Linked DNA regions of Mus musculus: region 2 is linked to region 1. The links are chromatin contacts, found by Hi-C or POLR2A ChIA-PET in ENCODE. All regions are on one chromosome and are shown on one strand. Each heading gives the region's core, a stretch centred on a gene start or an enhancer-like site at or near the end of the contact. The rest is flanking DNA. Distances are from core to core; before and after follow the strand shown. Region 1 holds the start of Nudt4 (nudix (nucleoside diphosphate linked moiety X)-type motif 4). Region 2 has its middle 26 kb from the start of Gm47708.

The links. A loop is a pair of places that touch in the nucleus more often than their neighbours do. ChIA-PET counts read pairs that join two places held with the same protein, here RNA polymerase II (POLR2A).
Region 2: a map of left cerebral cortex shows a loop between it and region 1 (4-fold over the local background). The contact joins the enhancer-like site here to the promoter of Nudt4 in region 1. A Hi-C loop is called at or near these places in 4 of 37 maps with a recorded cell type or tissue (adrenal gland and left cerebral cortex). POLR2A ChIA-PET finds 5 or more read pairs at or near these places in 3 of 5 experiments (all embryonic stem cell).

The regions. Positions count from the first base shown.
Region 1 is chr10:95,560,142-95,567,371 of GRCm38, forward strand. Nudt4 (nudix (nucleoside diphosphate linked moiety X)-type motif 4) reads right to left here and starts at 4,005. Exons shown (of 5, transcript NM_027722.5): 1 at 3,521-4,005. The coding sequence starts at 3,616.
Region 2 is chr10:95,700,820-95,708,406 of GRCm38, forward strand. No RefSeq gene overlaps it. Among named protein-coding and RNA genes, the nearest start is that of Gm47708, 26 kb to the right of the region's middle. Within about 2 kb of position 4,852, at least 1 of the 3 ENCODE cell types and tissues checked has a DNase peak (open chromatin) inside an H3K27ac peak, as active enhancers do; it is left cerebral cortex, where a contact is called at or near this core.

The DNA.
Region 1 (7,230 bases), core at 2,755-5,254:
TGTCCCACTTTGCTCTCAAATCCCTCAAAAGTCTAAAATTGAAATGTCCTTCCTGTCTTGCCTGGTGTGTGACCTCTGAGGTGCTGTTTTCCCTGGAGGCTTTGTGTGTGGTAGGCAAGCAAGCATTCCACCACTGAGCTATTCTCTACCCAAGGTTCTCACGTTTAAAAAAAAATCATTCCCCTTTCTCTGCCAACCCAAGCTGCTCTTGCAGACCACAGCCCCGAGCCATCCTCCTCTTCTATTTGGGGTGCTAGGTCCCTCCTTTCCCATTTACTGAAGTTCCAAGTGACACACACTGGGCTCCTAAACCAAAGCACACAGAGAAGAAAGCACTCCAGGCCTCCGTTGTTATTTCCCCCTGTTTCATCTAATCTTCCATACGACAGTGTATGTTCCTTGCCAGCTCAAACTATCTTTACATCCACTATTCAAATACATATGCAAATATATTCAACGAGAGCCATTTCTGGCTACCAACTCACCACGTCACCGTCTTTTCTTTGCCTATGGAGAGAGGAGCCCAGGATTGAACCCAGGCTCCTGTGTTCGAGGCAAGCTCTCGACCATGGTGCTATCTCCTTTAGCAACGCTTCCAGCAGAAACAATTTCCAAGCACACACACACACACACACACCAATCCACCTACCTGCTTAAAGTCATTTATGGACATATACCTGTGGGCTGGTCTGAAGGCTCAAAGCCACACTGAAGCTGACAGGCCTCCACAGGAAAAACTAGCCAGAGAGGCTGCTCAGATACACTGAAGACTTAAAAACACGGGGAGTCAAGTCCTGCTTGTTCTGTGACCTTGAGATATGTTACTTCTGTGCCCTAATTTATATGCCCTGTCACTCTGTAGACCAGGCTGGCCTTGAACTCAGAGATCAGACCCCCTTTGCCTCCCACATGCTGGTAGTTATGGCGTGCACCAGTATGAACCACTACTATAAGAAAAACCTGTTCGGGCTGGTGAGATGGCTCAGTGGGTAAGAGCACCCGACTGTTCTTCCGAAGGTCCAGAGTTCAAATCCCAGCAACCACATGGTGGCTCACAACCATCTGTAACAAGATCTGACTCCCTCTTCTGGAGTGTCTGAAGACAGCTACAGTGTACTTACATATAATAAATAAATAAATCTTAAAAAAAAAAAAAAAAAAAAAAAAAAAAAAGAAAAACCTGTTCTCAGTGGGCATCAAGGCTCTCGCCTATAATCCCGGCACTCAGGTGAGCCAGCCAATGGGGGCTCTCCGTAGCCTTTTAGGATCAGATGGTAATTAACTTTTTTTTTTTGAAGTTACCCTCATCTTTAAAAACATACATTTAAATGTTCTAACCAGGACCTACAACTCCTTAACCCAATAAATAAGCAGTTTTTACCCATTAGCTGGAAGGGTGGGACAAGCAGCTTTGGTCTATCCTTGGATGGCTCGTGGTATCATTTCAACAGGGAAAGCCCACCTGTAGCTTTCCCAGACATCTTACTGTGCTGCTAAGAGTCTATTCCGTAATTATCACATAATAGAAAGAGCCTCAACTGTACACAACCACAGAAGTAAAATTTCCAAAGAGCCAAACCAGATGCTGAAAGTTGGCTGTGTGCTCGGGAGAATTCCAGCGTCTTCCCTCAGAGCATATCCCCTAACAAGTTGATTCACCGGGGTCCCCCAGCCTACAGGCTCCAAGAGCCAGCGCTTTACATAATGGGTTTCTCTAATACTCCCCAAGCCTTGCTCATCTCACTGTATTTAAAAATACTGGTCTCATTTTGAAAACAGGCTGTAGCAATGATTTTACAGCAACTTCCTGGAGAGAGAGAGAGAGGAGCCCAGGATTGAACCCAGGCTCCTGTGTTCGAGGCAAGCTCTCGACCATGGTGCTATCTCCTTTAGCAACGCTTCCAGCAGAAACAATTTCCAAGCACACACACACACACACACACACCAATCCACCTACCTGCTTAAAGTCATTTATGGAGCTCTTGTCAAGACTGCCTTGCCAGACACACAATTTAGATAATTTTGATTTCTCCTATCCTCATAGCTTCCCCTAGGGACACACACAGATACATCCCACCCCCAAACAACCCCCCACACCCCCAGACACCCCCCCCCACATACACACAAAATGGGCCCTGAATTTCCAACTGTGTATTATGGCACAATCTCAAAGGTAACTTAAAAGGCTTTCAAGTTTAGCCTCACAAAACACGGAGCACCCGACTGCTGAGCAGAGGCCCTTTACCAAGAGGCCAGCTTTCTGGGGTAGGAACTACATCCCTAACTATGATTGCTACCTAATTCTGTCATCTGGACAAAGAATTTCTGCTCAAAGCCGTCTTCTCACCTATAAAACAGGGCGGACCAGTACTACCTCCAAGTGCTAAAAGGATTAAATGTAACACTCCCGGGTTGCACCTAACTCATTGTAAACGCTCAGCTAAAAATCCGATAGAGCAGTGAACAGGTCAGACTGGATCCTGGGTCACTATTCGCTATTACATGTTTTTATACTTAGTTTGCCTTGCCCTAGCACGGCACCTCCTTCAAAGACTCCCCCCACCCCATGATAGACTGCATTTAAGGCTTGTTGGCCTTTTTTGTCCTTTGTGCACTTTTAAAAGGTCCTATATTCCGTTCTCTTCTAAGTAGACTCAGCTCAAAGACCTTTCTCTAGAAGTTCCTTCGGGATTTGGGTTTAACACTTAGAAGCTTTCAAATCAACCTTTAAAATAAATAAATAAAAAGCAAAAGCGGTTTAAAGATCCTAACTTTCAAGCACGCGGCTATCTGTTAACCACCACTGAGTGTACGCTGTCATACTTATCATAACTTCAGGGGCTAGCAATAAGGAAGCCATTAGATCCCATCTCCAGTTTTATGCTTGGTGCTTCCCTGGACGCGGCTACAGAAGCAGAACTCAGAACGCTAACTTTTTTTCCTCTATCAGTTCATTTTAGGCGTGGCAGCGCTACAAGATTTCCCCCAGCTACCAAGTGACTGAACTATCCAGAGCAGGATGAAAACGGAATCATTTTAAAACCGAATAGAACTGAAGTGAAATAAAATAGGCTCTCCCAGAGATTACTCCAAAGGTCCCTATCCGTCCAAAGCAGGGCGAAGGGTCGGGTAAAATCACACGCCGCTCCTTCCCAGATGTCAAGTCACACCGCAGAACAGCCTTGAGAAACCAGAAGAGCGAGAGATGGCCGGGCTGAAAAGGGCAACTTCGCCCCGTTCCTGGCCTATCTTGTCCCTTCTGGCGTCATTCCACATCTCTCGCTGGCCATCTTTCGGTCGTCAGAAAAACTTTAAAAGCGGAGTCCGCTTTGCAAAAGGAGGTATCTACGTAATGAAGCCAACAGCTTGCGACCTAATGGGAGGTCTAAAAGGCAGGCTGGCGAACCCCGGAGGCCGATCTCCAGCTCCGGGCGTGGGGGTTGCCGGTGACCCGCAGGCCCGGGCGGTGCAGGGGGGTGCGGGATGAAGCCCGGTCGCCAGCCTTTGTCCCCGCGCTTACCTCGTCCTCCTGCTCGCTGCGGAAGCACAGGCAGGCCGCCCTCTTCTTGAAGCCCTCGCGGTCGTACGTCCGCGTCTGGTTGGGCTTGAACTTCATCCTAGAGCCGGGCTCCTGCAGCCGCTGCTCCGGCCGCCACCGTGGGGACCCGGCCGCCGCCACCCCGCCGGGGAGTCGGGCCGAAGGAAGTCGCGATGCTCGGGCGCCGGTGGGACGGGCGGCGGCGGCGGCACGGACACGGACGGCGAGGCCGGGCGGCCGCCGGGACGCGGGGCGGAACGCGGGTCACTGCAGTCCGGGCGCAGCGGTGGAAGCGCCGCCTCTGCTCCGGCGCCCGCCGCTCTCCATGGAGCCCGCCGCCGCTCGCAGCCACTCCTTGCTTGCACCCGCCGCCGCCGCCGCCGCCGGGGGAAGAGCGCGGCTCGTGGCTCGTGCCACGCGGAGACAGTTGGAAGCGACGGTGCAGACCGGGCAGAGACGCCGAGGATGCGCGCCGCCCCCTTCGCCCGCATTTAAGCGGGGCTCCCGCGCGCGCGCGCCGGCGCGCTCCCTCCTTTGGGCGCGCCAGTGCGCCTGCGCGCCAGGACCGTTGCCGGGCGGGGGTAGGGTGGGGAGCTGGGGGCGCGGCTTCGACCAGCCGGGGGGCGGGGCTCGAGGCCTAAGTCTAGGGCTCCGCCAGCTCTGCCCTGCCCGCGGGCGAGTGCTCCAGAGGCCTTTTTTTTTTGGGGGGGGGGGTGCGCTTTGTACAAGGCCAGGGAAGGGAAGCGAGCAGAGACCTCCTCGTTCTCCGTTTTAGAGGTCCGATAGAGTTCCCTTTAGGGACGGACCCCAGTACTGGGTCCTGGAGCCAAGGTCCCCGGAGCCATGGCAGGACTACTGAAGCATCGCGGTTAGCATTGCTTGTGAAGGCTAGGAAGGTTAAATTCATTGAGTTCTCTCTCTCCTCTCCCCTTCCTTCTCCCTCTCCCCACTTCCTCTGTTTCGATGAGAGTGCTTTTATGTGCTCTTGAAGAGTCAGCTGAGGCTTTGAAGTGGACTATAGCCAGTTGTCTGTGTTGTGGCATCCCCACCTCCGCTGACCCTCCAGAGTGCATTCATGAACACTGGTTATGGCTGTTATTCTGTGTGTATCTCATTCTAAGTAAGGCCATAGCAGTAAATCAGTGGGATGTTTGTTGTCTGGAAGCTTACAGTTTTAGGCACTTGGAACAACTCCCAATATTTCAGTGCTATTGAAGAGCCAAGATAGAAAGTAGGAGACCGGTGGGCAGTGGTGGTGCACGCCTTTAATCCCAGCACTTGGGAGCCAGAGGCAGGCAGATTTCTGAGTTCAAGGCCAACCTGGTCTACAGAGTGAGTTCCAGGACAGCCAGGGCTATACAGAGGAAACTCTGTCTCGAAAACCTAAAACCATAAACCAAAAAAAAAAAAAAAAAAAAGAAAGAAAGAAAGAAAGAAAGAAAGAAAGAAAGAAAAGAAAGAAAAAGAAAAAAAGTAGGAGACCTGACATCACTGGAATTCAAGAAAACCCCTAATCCAAATCAGGTGTGGAATCCCAGGTATGTGATCCCAGCACTTGAGAGCCCAAAACAGAAGGATTCGGAATTCAAGGCCATTCCCTGCCATTTAGAACTGGTGAGACTAGACTGGTCTACATGAGACCCTATTTCAAAACCCGAACTCCTAACCTACAGGAGCTTCACTTCCCACAGAACTGTTTAGACAGCCACATCCGTTTTGTTTTTCATTCCTGGAAGGCCTCCGGTGTGCCAGGCTCTGGCATCTTACAAAACCGGTCAGACCCTGCCCCTCCAGTCGAATAAGAACCTAAGAACAGAGAATTAGTGACCAATCACGGGGCGGAATATTAAATTGATTTGGGAGTAGTGGGTCTCGCAGATCTTTGACCAGAGGGGAAAGAAGCAAGCATCGAAGGCAGCTAAGGCAGCAAGGGGAGGAGGGGCTGAGAAGACAAAAGAGTCAAATTCTCAGGAGCCTAGAACTGGAGTTTATGCAAAGGTCAGGGAGGGGGCAGAGCTCTTAGAAATGAAAGAAGCCAATGTGGCTGTAGAAAGGACCGGAAGCTGATACCGCAAGCAGGGTTGTAAGGCTTCACTGAGACGCATGGTGAGCACTCTTTGGTGCCTGCCTTTCCCCGGAGCCTAGCAGATGCAAGTTTGGAGAGTGAGTTCATGTTGAATAGATGGTTTAAGGAATGAAGCTTCACCACAATTAGAAATCAAGTCTGTACAGAGACATTTTTCCAAGCTGTTCTTACTGAAGCCACTTGAAGTTCAGGATTTACAAACACATTTATTAATCTAGGGATTCCAGTAGGACTGATACCAGGTGCTACTTTTAGATGAGTGCTGTTGATAAAGTGGCCTTTTTATTGTGTTTTATTTGGAGCTAGGGTCTCATGTAGCCCAGGCTGGCCCAGAATTCCTGATCCTATCCTTCAAATGCTGGACTGCAGGAATGTTCCCACATGTCTGGCTTTACGGTAATCCTTTTGAATGGATGAAGAAGAGTCAAGTTCTGCCTGCACAAATTCTTCAATGATCTGGCTTCTAGACGTGGGTGCCCAATAAATTATCGGCTGAACCATATAGTGATTTACTTGTCTCATTTTTTTAATATTTATTTTATGTGTATAGATTTTTGCTTACATGTTTGCATACATACCTGCACCATACATGTGCCTAGTGTCCTTGGAGGACAGACAAGGACATCAGATACTCCTGAAACTGGAGTTAAGAATGGTTGTCAGCCACTGTGTGACTGCTAGGATCTGAAACTGGGGTCTCCTGAAAGAGTTGCAGGTGCTCCTAACCACTGAGCCATCTCTCCATCCCCTTTCTCGTTTATTGGTTCCAGAAGATGTAGCGTGGGCTAGAATTAAGGAAAGGGAAAAGGAAAGATGTTTGGAACCAAGTTGTTGAAGGGAAAAAGCCAGGCAGAGATTTGGTGAATGTAAGCAGGGGACACCGTTTTTTCAGCTTCCAGGCACTGAAAAGAAATATATATATTGGCTTCAGCTCCTACAAGTACCAACGAGTACATGTTTGGGTGTCTGCGCCTAAGCGGTTCCCAGCTCTCAAATGGGTAGACTGATTTGTTACATTCTTGCACAAAGCTGGGAGACTGAAAGTGCTTTGAAGTTGTGAAGAATCTGAAGAAACAAGCTATCAACAAAGCACTTTTTGTTTGCTTTTGTTGTCTTTCAAGATAGGGTTTCTCTCTGCAGCCCTGGCTGTCCTGGAATTCACTCTGTAGACTGAGTTGACCTCAGACACAGAGATCTGCCTGCCTCTGTCTCCTAAGTGCTTGCGCCACCACCGCCCAGCTCAATAAGGATTATAATTGTTGCTTCAAGAAGGAGTCTTTCTTGGGACTCAGGCTGACCTTGAACTCTCTGGCTTCTGGCTCAGTCTCCCTGGCGTTACAGGCCAGTAGTTTAGGTTTTACTGCAGGGAAATTCTTATCAGAGAACTCTCTGAGTTCCCTCTACCTTCCCCTACTCAAAGGCTAGAAGAGTATTCAAGAGATATTTGCAGAAGACAAGTTTAACATGGGATGGAGGGGGTTAAATATTGTAATGTTATTTAAACTGGAGACTCTGTTGTTGTTGTTTATCTGTGTAACAGAGCCCTGGCTGTCCTGGACTGGATTTGTAGACCAGGCTGGCTTTGAACTCACAGAAATCCACCTGC
Region 2 (7,587 bases), core at 3,602-6,101, 140 kb after region 1:
TGGCCACCCCTCCCCCTTTTTTTCATTTTGCTTTGAACCATCCTGCCCCTTGATTAAAAGCAGTCTAGTCTAAATCCTTGTGTTCAAAAATGGCCTTTTAAAAATTCTTCCAATTGTATCACTCAGGCATGGCAAGATCCTTGTTCTCAGCTCCCTCAAAGCTCATGGGACTCGCACCCCACTGTATGCTCCCTGCCAAGATTACTGGAAATTGCTTAAGTGGAGTCGGGTCATGGGGAAAGAATCAGATAAATCAAAAGAGTATGATGCATTCTAGAAGACTTAGATTGAAAAATCTTGAGAAACAAAGTAAGATGATGATGAGGATGAAGATGAAGGTCAGGGCTGGAAGCAGGAAGACGCAGGTAAAGACATAAGATGTGGAGTGTGAGGTTTCAGTGAGGATAGTCCCTCTCCATGAGGGGAGCTGGTACCTCAGGACCACGGGGGGTGTCAGGGAAGAGCATCCTGCTGCTGAAGAAGTCCTGAGTGTCCATGCTAAGGACTGTAACCCATGACCTCTGGAGTGAGCTTTTCAACTGCCTCTGTAGAGGACTGTGCCATCCACGTGGGCACATGCACACACACCCTGGGAAAAGAGGAGGCGAGTGTCCTTTAGAACTTGAGGATCGTGGGAGATGCTAACTGTCGACTTATCTTTATAAGTGGTGTGTTGGAGGGAGGGCATTCATTGAGCTGTTTGAACCTGTTCAAAATAAAAAGATGGGCAGGAAAAGTCATGGGGAAAAAACAGCTGGATAATCTGGTTTTTTTTTTTTTTTTCTTCCAGTGAACATTTTGTCTAGTGAGAAGCACTTTAAGTCTTCTCAAAGAAGCCGGGATGTCCCTCTCTCCCTTCCCGACTCGGGGCTCTGAGCCGACGTAGAAGTCATACTCACGTTAGGAAATGTTCGGTTCTTTACAGTTCTGCTGCTAAAGAGCCGTATGGAGAGGCAGACTGACTTACCTCAAATTTAACTAATCAGGCCGGTTGTGGTGGCACACGCTAGTAGGATTTGCTGATGGAGGCAGAGGCAGGAGGATAACAAGTTTGAGGCCAATCTGGGCTACACATTTAAGAAAAAAATAAGTAAACATACATTTGAGAGGGCAACCATTAAAATATTTCCCAGAAAGTGAAAACCTCTTCTATGAACAGGCTGGTAATGTGTCTATGCAAACTTACTAGGAATCTCATTGGTCTATTCTAGGGCCAAAGAGTTTTGAAAATTTCACCAGGAATTTCCAGGGCATGCCACTTGTTTTTGGACTACACTACATCATTTTCATATCTCATGGAGAATGGGTTGCTTTTCAAGGATGGCTTTGTAAAGGGCAGGCAGGCCTGCATCCCTGTATGTGGACTGGGCTTACTATGTTCTGAGGCAGTTTGAAATCTTAATGGCTTGACTCCTTCGGATCTAATGGTGTCAGATTTAAATCTGACCATATAAAATGTTGGGGGCAAAAAGCAGACCAGTAAACAAACTTATTAATAGCAGTGAAATCCAACAGGGAGGATAGACACACACCAGTCAGTGGGGGTATTAAATTCCTGGGATAAGTTAACATGGATTAAGCAAAACTTTTTATAGTGCAAGTTCTTAGTATCAAATTTTGAAGCACAGCAACATCTAATAATATAATTATAATGATATAATTACTTATATCAACCACTTTTAATAGACTATAAATAATTCTAAAGGGGTGTGTTAAAGAAAAAAACCGATATGCTTAATGTACAGATATTGGGCTCCCATTTGATCGCTAACTTGGGAGGAAAGTCATGCATGCATGCTGGAGCCGACTTTACTGGTGAGGCAAACTTTTACTATTAGCTTATCCATTGTTCTCTTGTACTTCTTGTGTGCTACGCGTATATGCATATACACATGTGTATGCGCATATATGTGGAGGTCAGGGGTCGACATTGGGTGTCATCTTCAGTGGCTCTCCGTCTTAATTTTTGAGTCAAGATCTCACACTGAATTTGGAGTTTGCCAATAAGGCTAGGCTGGTTGGCCAAAGGGACACCAGAGATTCCCTGTCTCCACCTCTCTACAGTTCTCAGGTTATTAACATACAATTGCTTTGCACCTGCTCTGTTTGTTTCAGTGCGTGTGCTGGCGACCTGAGCCCAGTTCTCATGCGTGTGTGACACATTCTTTACTGATGGTGTCATCTCCCCATCTTCCTCTTCTGCTCTTCAGTCATGAGGCATTTCAGTGCAACTCTTGATGTCATTGATGAGGTCATGAGTATAGTAGGCATTCCTACTTCAGCCCACAGACAGGGAATTCCCAAGTATGTCTTTAATGGTTCCTAAAACTTCTCTGGCTAAAGACCCAGGTCACATCACCCAGGCCGTGTTGGCAAGCTTGTATTTAGTGTATTTAGTAGTTTTCTGTTTCTTTCTATCTCTTGGTGACTCACGGAGGGCTTTGATGACCAGGAGAGGTAGAGGAGGTCATTTCACTCTGGGCCTGTCTGTCCTGAAGACAGTTTGATAGTCAACCTCAGACCTTTCTTGTCCCCAGTGGCACGGTCTTAACATCAGCAACTTTTTTTTTTTTTTTTTTTTTTTTTTGGCCACAGGCCCAGGAGGCCAGTTTCTGGGGATAGCGTAGTGCAGAAGTGACACTTCTGATCCTTGCATCAGAATCGACTCTGATAGTCTGGGAGTCAATCATGGCCATACAAGAGAGATCGTTGGTTTCAGATGACCCCAGACTCCAGATAGTCACAGAGGACCAGTTTCCTATCTGAAACCCAGGCTTCGATACTCACATGATGCCTTAGTTAAAGCCATGGTTAATAAGAAATCATGCACCTGGCATAGCTTTGCTTTTGTAAACATTAATAATCAGATAAAATGATCGGATTTAGGGCTAGTTTTATTTATTTATTTTCCTAAAACTCTTCATTCTGAAATGCTATGAGGCTTCAAATAATATTTCTAAGATGGCTTCTTAAAATACTAATTATTTTTTATCCTCTACGCTCTTGCTTGGCCCCACCACCAAATACTCCTGGATAAAGTGATGACCAAGATTGAGATTCGGGTGGGAGGGTGAAGGGCGTGGCTCACACAGCAGCTGAGGCCAATGGTAGTCACAGCTGTGTGGCTCACACAGCAGCATGGCTCACACAGCATCCAAGGATGCTAAGGCTCACTCAGCAGCCGATGACGGTAGTCAGAGTTGCCAACCCAACAGTTAGATTCTTGAGTTAAGACTGGGTGGCTGTTTCTTAGTGCATCTGTGATCCTGGGTGGTTTCCCTCAGTCATAATAGGGGATCATAATTCTACATAGTAATTATTATATAGAATTATATTATTTCTCAATTGTATAGTGTATTAATGCTGTCTGTAGTATACTAATAACATAAGTGTTATGTACTAATATTAATTGCATATGATTAACTTAAGCCTAGTAATGTAACATTTCTTCATTTTACAATTCTAAATTGAAATAATATGGTTAAAACGCCTGGTAAGTGCCCTCTAGATTTAATCATTTTATGGTTATTCTGACGCTCATCTCTGTTCGTGTGATTATTCCTGGCCTCTCCTAGGGGTAGGCTTGCTAGATTTTGCTTTTGATTTGGCGATTATTATTGTTTCTGAGATGGTCTCACTGTGTAATTCAGTCTAACGTTGAACTGAATACATAGATCAGGCAAGCCTCAAACTTGTGGGCAGCCTCCTGTCCCTGCCTTGCACATACCGAGAGTAGAGGCAAACGCCTTACCACTGAGGTATGGTCCAGCTCCCCCTCACAAGTCTCCTCGAGTGGACAGACAGCCTAGACTCTGCAAGCGGCACTTGAGAAGCACTTTACGGTCAAGTGAACACAGTAGAGAGCCCGAGGAGGCCTTGGGGGGACACATGCTCCCTCTCGTATTCTGGGGTCATGGGGACAAAGGCCAGGCACTGACTTCAATACTTTTCTTCACTCTACAGAGCACATACATCCAGTCTGTCGGGCAGGCTGGGAGACATCCTGTAGTTCTTAGTTGGGTTGTCTGCCACTGACTTCTTCCACCCCCTCTTCATCCACCCCCCACCCCCTGTAACACCCATGCCCCAGAGCCCCTGAGATCTGGAAACCCTGGTCCTGTCTCATCCCTGTGAGAGGCAGGCTGCCAGCATCACTGTCCCAGTTTCACAAACAGAACAACCGAGTCACTTTTCTATTGTTGCCACACCGAAGTTACCCAGTGAGTCATTCTAAGTCCTAGAACTGGCTCCTGATTCTTGTTCCTGGCATCACTAACAGAGCCGGATGGATGCCGTCAAAGGCTAAAGAGGATGCTGGCACCGAACCTCTCCGAGGAGAGCAACCTTGCACATGACTGAGTCAAAAGCAAGGATTAACTCTCTTGATACTTGCAGCCTAAGGAAGAGAGGTGTGAGGTGTGTGTGTGTGTGTGTGTGTGTGTGTGTGTGTGTGTGTGTGTGACATCATCATCACTAACACACAGGATTCTTAGTTGGTCTTTAAATGGCTTAAAATGGTCCATACATTTTCTGCTTCCTGCCGTCCTGAATACTATGTGTGTGTGTGTGTGTATGTGTGTGTGTGTGTGTGCATACGCTTGTGTATATGTGTGCAAGAGAGACATCATTACCACCAACAAACCAGATTCTTAGCTGTTCTCAAAATGGTCTATAAATTTACTGCTTCCTATCCCCCCTTAACACTGTGGGTATGTGTATGTTTGTATGTGTGTGTGTGTGTACATTGTGTAAATATATATTGAGACAGAGTCTCACTTGTAGGCTTGGCTGGTCTGTAACTCTCTATGTAGACCAGATTGGCCCTGAACTCACAGAGATCTGCCTGCTTCTGCCTCTTGAATTCTCGGATTAAGAGCATGCCACACCCAGTGACACTAGATTTTTAAATGAACAAAAAGTATCTTATTTGCAAGTGAGGCAATGGACATTATCTTATAACAGAATCAGTTATGTGAATGTGAATCTGAGAGGAGGCTAAATTTATTTCCTTCTTTTTTTTTTTTTTTCACAAAAGAATCCTCAAAGTAACTGGCAGAGGGGAGAAAAATGAGCTCACTTTTGCTATAAAATTAGAAACACAAACCATTCCAAACACAAGCTGTTCATGCTTAACTAGAGGATACTTCGTATGTTCCATTTTCTGCATGGCTTAGAATTTCCTCACTCCCTGCCCTCCTCTTCCTCCTCCTCCTCCTCCTCCTCTTCCTCCTCTTCCTTTTGTATCTGTCTTATTTTCCTTTGTATGACACCCGATTCTAAGCGTGGATTGCCTCTGGCTCCCATCTAAGCCAAGAAGCTGAAGATCTACCCTCCCACAGTAACCCTGGAACTAAATAGCTGCAGCCTTAATTTGGAGGCCAGTAAAACTTTTATGTATTAAAGTTGTGATTTTATCCTTTCCTTCATAGCTATAGAAAGAAGAGCAAGCTTTAGAAGGCAGAACAGGAGCGCTTTGAGAATCCAGATACTCCCAAAGCTGCCTTTCTGAAAATGATGACCCACACACACCAAGCCTCAGTTACCATGGAGAACTCCTCAGTCACAATCCCTGGAGGTAGGGACCCTGGAATCTCAGGACTAAAAAATCCGAAGGATCTACCTAAGTACAGGCAGATCTTCCTGTAGTGGGCAGCAGTTTATGCAGAGGCCCGGGGCTGGCTAAAGGTTGGAGATATACCTGAGGTTCAGCCTTAAATGGGGTGTCTGTGCCAATCCCTCCCCAGTGAGGCTTACGGATGCCTCAGTAGAGTACGTAGAAGGGAAGGAAGAGCTGGAGGATGGGGAGGAGTGCTCCCAAGGGTTATATTGGCACTTGTGGACACACTGTAGCCATGATTACCTGTATAAGTCCTGTACGAGGTCAAGCCAACAAGACCATTGACCATTAACTGGACTCAGCATGTTATAGAACAAATGAACCCAAACCTAAACTACTTGAAGGTGGTAGGGAGATGTGTGGGGGTTGGGTGGATGTGATCAAATAGATATTCTAAAACCAAAATGGAATGGAATAGAAGCAGGAGATACGTGTTCAGAGGGTGGCCGTAGATAACCGCCAGGGCTCTCTGAAGCCTTCCGATGCTCATATAGAGGGTGATGCCGGGCCCCATGCATTTTCCTGAGGGACATCCTTAAACAGTCCCTGACTCCATAAAAAGTTAAGAGCCAGTAGATAATGTCAAATAAGTGTGGGCTAAAGGGGAAGCCGACATGACTCATTCGTAAACTACAGCAACAGCAACATTTTTAAAACTGTAAGTTAAGCCAAGGTTATCACCCTGCATCTACAAATCTTTAGAAATCGTGTGGGTTGTCAAATTTCTGTAGAAAATTCAGGAATTCTATGTCTTACTAGGCATAGGCACGCTAGCCAGAAAGAAAACATAAACATAAACATATTCTTACAGCCAACCAAGAAAATATCAACTCTCAAAACATCAAAAAACAAAACAAGACAAAAAAAACCCACAAAAACTCCAAAACCAAAAACCAAAAAACCCCAAAACCAAACCAAACCAAACCAAACCAAACCAAACCAAATACCTTTAATAACAACTCTTGGATAAATGAATATAATATGTTAAAAATATTTTAGATGCATTGACAATGATTATAAAAAGTTGGAAGCAACCTTAATATCCACCAATTTTGGAATAAAATATAGTAAGATCAATACTAGATCACCATAAAGCAATTACAAGAAACTATCTAAATTCATACATTAATAATAATGCAAATAAGGCAGCTAATATTTTTATGGTATTAACCAGCGCTTTTCTAAGGGCTTTGCCTACATCAACAGTAAGTGGGAACTCAAAACGATACGGAGTGTGAATATATGATAAGTGTAAAAACATTGTGATGCTACGTGTGTTTTAAGGCACAGACTATACTGTGGCTTACTGAGGCCTGTATGAGGTAGAAGCCTAAAACTGGGATGGCATAATGTTCCCAGCATTCCCTGACAGAGCATTTTCGGGTGACACTGCAGTCTTCTTCAGCATCTTCAAGAGACTTAGCAGAACTTTGAGGATACCCTCACACAAAAAAAAACCATTTGGCAAGACAAGAAAACCCAAATGCAGATACTGCAGACAAAGCCTTGGGGAATGAGACAGGGCAAGCTAGGATTCATGAAGGTGGGAAGGTTTGTGGTACAAGCAAAACTTAAGTCCACAGGACAGAAGGAGTCCCACTGTCTGGAGGACTCAGCTGTAACTTCCTGCGGAAGGATGTCAGTGTGGGAGGGGGAAACCCACAATGGAGAGGGACCCACATATATATAGGAGCAGGCCAAGCTCCACAATGAGATTCCCTGAAGCCACCTGTGGCTTGCTGGTTTCAGCCATCCTTTCCTGAGAGGAAGCGGGAAGACATTGGCCTGCCTGACAGGACATCTGGAAGGCTCATCGGGCTAGGGACATGTGGTAAAGCTCTTCCGTTACAAACTATAACCAGAGAGGAAATGACTAACTGACACTCTTTGACCCTGAGGAGTTGAGAGGAATTATGTGTGGAATGCCAGTTACCAAGGTCTGGGAGCTGCGAGCCACAACAAAGTCTTCT